Linked DNA regions of Homo sapiens: region 2 is linked to region 1. The links are chromatin contacts, found by Hi-C or POLR2A ChIA-PET in ENCODE. All regions are on one chromosome and are shown on one strand. The core of a region is the stretch at or near the end of the contact, and the rest is flanking DNA. Distances in the headings are between cores, read along the strand shown. Region 1 overlaps TPPP (tubulin polymerization promoting protein). Region 2 holds the start of ZDHHC11 (zDHHC palmitoyltransferase 11).

Region 1 (2,690 bases), core at 68-2,567:
CCCATGCCTGTTGGCCGCCCCTGCCTCCCGCAAGCCCCAGCAAGATACAGAGGACCTAGAGCAACGTTTCCCGGGGCCGACAGAGGTCGGTGGCAAGCCCTCCAGGCCCTGCCTATTCTCCCCTCATAAGTGACTCCACCAGCAGCTGAGCACCTGGGGGCAGGTGAGGTGATGTCTGGCCACCTGAGAGGGCTTCTCCCCTCATCTCAGGAAACCGGAGCCCTTCCTGCACCCTACTTGGCTCAGAGGATGGATGGCAACGTCCACTGGGCCACGGCAGCTCAGGCCCCAGGGCGGGCTGAGGGCCAGGGCCCTCCCATTGCTGCACCAGCTCTAACCCCAGGCACACCCACCATGAAGCCCCCACACAGCCGGTCGGGGGGCTGCCTGAGCTCCGGAGGTCTGGCTACCGAAGGCTCCCCCCTGCCTGAGGGGCCGCCTGGGATCAGCGCACTGTCTCCCTCTGGGCGCACACCCTGCGCTTGCTGCTAATTAATTTTGCGTTGCTGCCGGCCTTTTCGTTTTCCTGGGGAGGGGCGGGGGTGGGGCGTGTGTAGTCACCGCCCTGTGGACATCACTAGGAAGAGGTGGCCCTTGGTGGGACGTGGACTTGGGGCCCAGAGGGACCCCGGGCAGATCTGAGGGGCCCGACCTTCTCTAGGGGGCCCCAGGGGCTCGGCTGCCTCCATCCACCCCAGTCTCGGCCTGGGCAGGGCTTTGGTCTGTGCACCTGAAGTCAGTTTCTGGCTGTTTGTTTGGAGATCACCTTCTCAAATGACCTGTGTTGCCTGGTCAGGCTCATGGGGCAAAGTGGACAGCCAAGGCCACGCCCACCACTGGCCAAGCGCAGGAGACGGGTGCCTGTCGCCGCACAGTGCTCTGGGGATTGCTGGTGCTGCCCGGCCTGCAGGGTACAGGAGCCACAGGCCTTGACTGTGAGGCCACAAGCTCCTGAACCCTCAGCCACAGACGTCCATGGCCAAGGGTCCCCCCGCAGGGGCTCCACTCTGCGGAAGCCACGTTCATCCTGCCCTGCCAGGCGTGGCCACTAGAGGCTCCCCAAAGACAGAACTGGCCCCAGGGCTCCAGAGCCGCCGAGTGCAAGCCCGGGACAGGGTGGCACCCACAGCAATGGAGGGACAGGGTTGGGTGTGGGGAGTGCAGCCCACCCTTCCCCCGGGCTGGGTACCACGGGGGAGGGGGAGGGGAGCAATGCAGCCCTGAGGCTCCTGGCCCCTTCCAGGGAAGCTGACACCTGCTTTTCTGGGATGGACAGACAGGAGGACGTCACACACAGTGCTCTGAGGACCTCACTTGCCCTGTGGCGGCTGCCCTCCAAACACACTGTGACCTGGATTCTCTCCAAACCTGGGTCCTGCTCCTGGGAGGTGGTTGGGTTGGCTTCCGTACTGGGAACAGTCCGAAGACTTTAGGACAAAGTGTCCTACCGGCCCTCCACACTTGGGGTGACCACAGACCCCAGTGCCGGCTGGCCGGGGGGGTGTACCAGGCTCAGCAGCCCTCCACGCTCGGGGCAACCGCAGACCCCAGGGAGCCTGGCCCTGCTGTTCTCAGTCTCCCACTGGCCCTGGCTTCCTTCTAACCAGCGTCCAGGTATCAGTCTAACCCCCAAGCCAAGCCACCACCCAGTATCCACCCAGGTGTCTATAGGAAACGTCAGTGCATTTACTTGGGAAAATACACCACACCCAGCACACAAGCGTGGGTCCTGGGGGAGGCCAGGGCTCCCAGCCAGCTGAGACCGCAGCCCAGCCCTCCTTCCTCTGCCTCATCGGCTGGGTGCCCCCACCTGAGCTAGATGGACCCATAGGGGGCCAGTGAGCAAGGCTGGCAGACCCTCGCCCAGAGGCTGGTGGTGTTTGGTGCAGTTGGGGAGGCAGCAGCTGAGCCTGACCCCAGGGGTCCTGAGGCACCCATGGCATGGGCCCCTCCCCAGGCTCGAGGAGGCGCTGGGAGATTCGCTGTCCATGGCTCTACCGGGCCCCACTCCCACCGCCCGTGGTCCGGTCCCGCCTGTGCACGCTATGCCTCCATTAATATTTTAAAGCTGCCACCGCACGCTCTTTGCAGGAGGGAGTCATTGTCTGGGTTAACAGTAGGCTTCAACAAAAACCTGGCGTAAGGCTGCAAGAAATTTGTTTAAGATTTAACACATAGTAACATCAAAACAAACAAGCGCTGCCATGGCAACGAGGACTAAACAAAGGCTCGCAGATACCCCGAGCTGGCGCCACGCCGGTGGAGCCATGGCAACCTGCCCTGAAAACAGAAATCGGTAGACTTTTTCTCCACAAGTCCTGTCAGAGTCAGCAGCTTTCTGCAGTACCGAAGGCCACTTCCTCACGGTCCCCAAGCTCCTGAGGGAGGCAGAGGCTCCCACAAGTGACAGTGGGCACCCCCTCCCCAAAATGCAAAACAAAAGCAACTCCCACAGGCCCGCCGCCACCACCCCTTGCTTTCCCCGGAAATCGAAGGAAAATCTCTAGTGTCCCCAACGCCTCGTGGTGGCCCTGCTCCTCTCTCTTCCTGAGACAAGGGTGTGAGTTTTTAGGCCCCTTGCTGCTGTACACCTGGGAGGTCAGGACCCCGTGCCAGGATCACAGGGACCCCCCGAGGGGAGTCCAAGCTGCAGGAGGGAAGGACAGTTTGAGGGTGGGAGAGAGGAGGAG
Region 2 (2,690 bases), core at 104-2,603, 180 kb after region 1:
GAGGACCCCAGACTCACTCAGGGACCCTGGGCCTCTTTCTTGGGCCCTCTGGGCTCAGAGCCTGGCTGCGGGGGCACTGGGGAGAGGATCCTTGTCCCCTGGAGCCAGGAGAAGCTGGGCTCCCCGTGCCTGGGACGTCAGCTCCCGCCCTCAGATCCTGGCTCCCTCCTCCTCTCACCCTGGGACAAACACAGACTCTCCATGGCAACCAAATAGAAGGGGTGGAGTGCGGGGCCCTCCAGTCACCCTGCCTGGCCCCTGGACCGCCTTCTAGCCAGGAGTTCAGGGTTGACAGCCATCTCCGCAGGGCAGCCCAGAGGCCCTCGCAGTGTGGCCTAAGCTTGGCATGGAAACGCAGGCTGCCGACCTGCGGGGCATGGCGCTGTTCCTCCTTGGCACCAGGGGCAAGGAGAAAGGTGCTGGCCATGTGCAAAATGCTGCGCAGGGATTTTAGCGGAAGGCTGCCAGCAGGGCGGGTCCTGCGCCACGCCAGGGGGCTGCTGTCCCTCCTGACAGATTCCCTCTCCGGAGCCCCCTCAGCCAACGCTGTCCTGTCCTGACCCTAAGCAGGGGCTGCACAGAGCATGAGTGGCCACTGGGCCCACCTGCAGGCTCAGGGGACATAGTCTGGCCCAGGGCAGGTGACTGGTGCCACCGGGCAGCCATGGCCCAGACCCCACAGCCAGGTCCATCGCAAGTTCCTCCAGGAACCCCTCCCGCTTAGACCATGCCACGATGAAAAGGATACCACGTAGGCAATGTATTTCCACGCGTGAGGCAGGAAGGGAATGAAGATCCCGAAGGTGGCCGAGGAAAGGCCCACGAAGACAGCCCAGGTCACCACCTGGAAGTAGTGCAGGGGTAACGACCAGCCGTTCACTCTGGAGATGCGGGGCGGCAAGACCAGCTTTTCATTATTGAGTATGGCTTCTGGGGTGACGGAACACTGGCTCCCGGAGCGGGTGTCCATCTGCAGGACACAGAAGGGGAGGACCTGCGCCGTCAGATCCTGGGAGGGCCGGCCCCGCCCACTGTCACAGAGACCAAGGGGACTGGGAATGCAGCCGCCAGGACCAGCACTGACAGCCAATGGCCCAGCACTGCCTGGGGCCACGTTCCCCGCAGAGGGAGCAGGGGCTGGGCTGGAGTCGGTGCAGGGCCCCGCCCAGGGGAATGAACAGACATGCTGCAGAATGTGACCCCGGCCAGAGCCGAGTGGCAACGGAAAACGGCTCTCCAGGGTGTGGAGGACCCAGTGCCCGCGCGACCGCCCATCAGTTCCCCTGAGGATTTGTTACGTTCTGGGGAGTGCTCGACAGCCCCCACACAGCGACAGGTCCCACAACCCGTTCACGAATACACAGGCCCACCCAGGACTCCCCAGGTGCAAGAAGAAAACCCACGTCAGAAAGAGGCCACACTGAGCAGAGGGCTGCGCCTGTGAGAAACTGAGGCAATGCCTGAAGAGCTCGTGAGCCGTTACTCACTGGTGCAACACTGAAACCTGCCAGATCCTCCCTGAGAGGCTTCTCTGAGCTTCCCAGAGGAGCAGGACCCGAGAGCTCACTTCACAGGGTCCTGTGTGTCTCCCCTTCCACAGGACAGGGAAGCCCGTCCAGCCACGCGGGGCTGGGGTCTCCGCCCGGGTGGACAGTGGCTGGGAGGTTCTGAACACGCTGCGGCTGCTCCTGGCCAGTCAGGTGGGGAGGGCGGCAGGGGTGGGAGGGACGTGGTGTCACAGAGCGGCAGTGAAAGACACTCAACGGCCGCTACGGGGTGGGGGGTTGATCTTGAGGGGCTGGGCGGTCTCTACAGAGGAGGGTTAGGAAGCTTCGCCACGTTATGCCTCGCTCAAAGTCCTTGTTGTCTCTTTGGGAAAAAACCTTCAGAAAATGAAGTTGATATTAAATGTATTTCTTTGAGAAGAGAGACATTGAGAAATAGTTAACAATTCTTCGTTCTTGCAGTCGTGAACGTCCATGATACAGTGGCTCTGCGCTGCCTTTGGTGGCTCCTCCCTGGTCCTCTAAATGTGACACCAGGCGGATGCGGGGCCACAGGACCCTGGGGCTTGAGTCACACAAGAATGTCTCTGGGAGACCCGAGAGACTCACAGTTATGAAACAGGACCATGGTTCTTTGGCCGGGCGCGGGGGCTCACGCCTGTAATCCCAGCACTGTGGGAAGCCGAGGCGTGCCTATCACCTGAGGTCAGGAGTTCCAGACCAGCCTGGGCAACACGGCGAAACCCTGTCTCTACTAAAAATACAAAGATTAGCAGGGCATGGTGGCACATGCCTCTAATCCCAGCTACTCGGGAGGCTGAGGCATGAGAATCGTTTGAACCTGGGAGGTCGAGGCTGCAGTGAGCCAAGATTGCACCACTGCATTCCAGCCTGGGCAACAGAGGGAGACTCCATCTCAAAAAAAAAAAAAAGAAAGAAAGAAAAGTCAAAGTTACCAAGGAAGGAAATAGAAACACAGAAAGACAACCCTGTACATTAAAAACACAATTCCCAGTTAAAAACAAAACCCAAATGAAAGTGCCAACAAACAGAAATGATGTCGCCAAGTCACATTGGTAAAACCTGGAATATCAAATCCAGGAAGGACCACAGATCTTAGAGAGGAGAAGAGGGGAATCGCTCAGCGGCCTTGAGCCTTGAGCCTGGAGACAACACGTTCATCTG

The links. A loop is a pair of places that touch in the nucleus more often than their neighbours do. ChIA-PET counts read pairs that join two places held with the same protein, here RNA polymerase II (POLR2A). Pooled maps may share reads with other maps.
Region 2: a loop to region 1 is called in a map of PC-3, with 7 times the contacts of the local background. The contact joins the promoter of ZDHHC11 here to the enhancer-like site in region 1. A Hi-C loop is called at or near these places in 3 of 168 maps with a recorded cell type or tissue (K562, MCF 10A and PC-3), 1 of 37 single-sample maps with no recorded cell type and 4 of 50 pooled maps. POLR2A ChIA-PET finds 5 or more read pairs at or near these places in 2 of 52 experiments (H1 and MCF 10A).

Annotation. Positions count from the first base shown.
Region 1 is chr5:670,716-673,405 of GRCh38, forward strand. All of the region lies in intron 2 of TPPP (tubulin polymerization promoting protein), which reads right to left. It also overlaps a transcript of CEP72 not described here. Among named protein-coding and RNA genes, the nearest start is that of TPPP, 21 kb to the right of the region's middle. RefSeq lists enhancers at 379-548, 911-1,080, 1,678-1,847. Within about 2 kb of position 1,318, at least 11 of the 41 ENCODE cell types and tissues checked have a DNase peak (open chromatin) inside an H3K27ac peak, as active enhancers do; they include PC-3, where a contact is called at or near this core.
Region 2 is chr5:849,633-852,322 of GRCh38, forward strand. ZDHHC11 (zDHHC palmitoyltransferase 11) reads right to left here and starts at 1,354. Exons shown (of 13, transcript NM_024786.3): 1 at 749-1,354. The coding sequence starts at 970. RefSeq lists enhancers at 46-697, 698-1,347.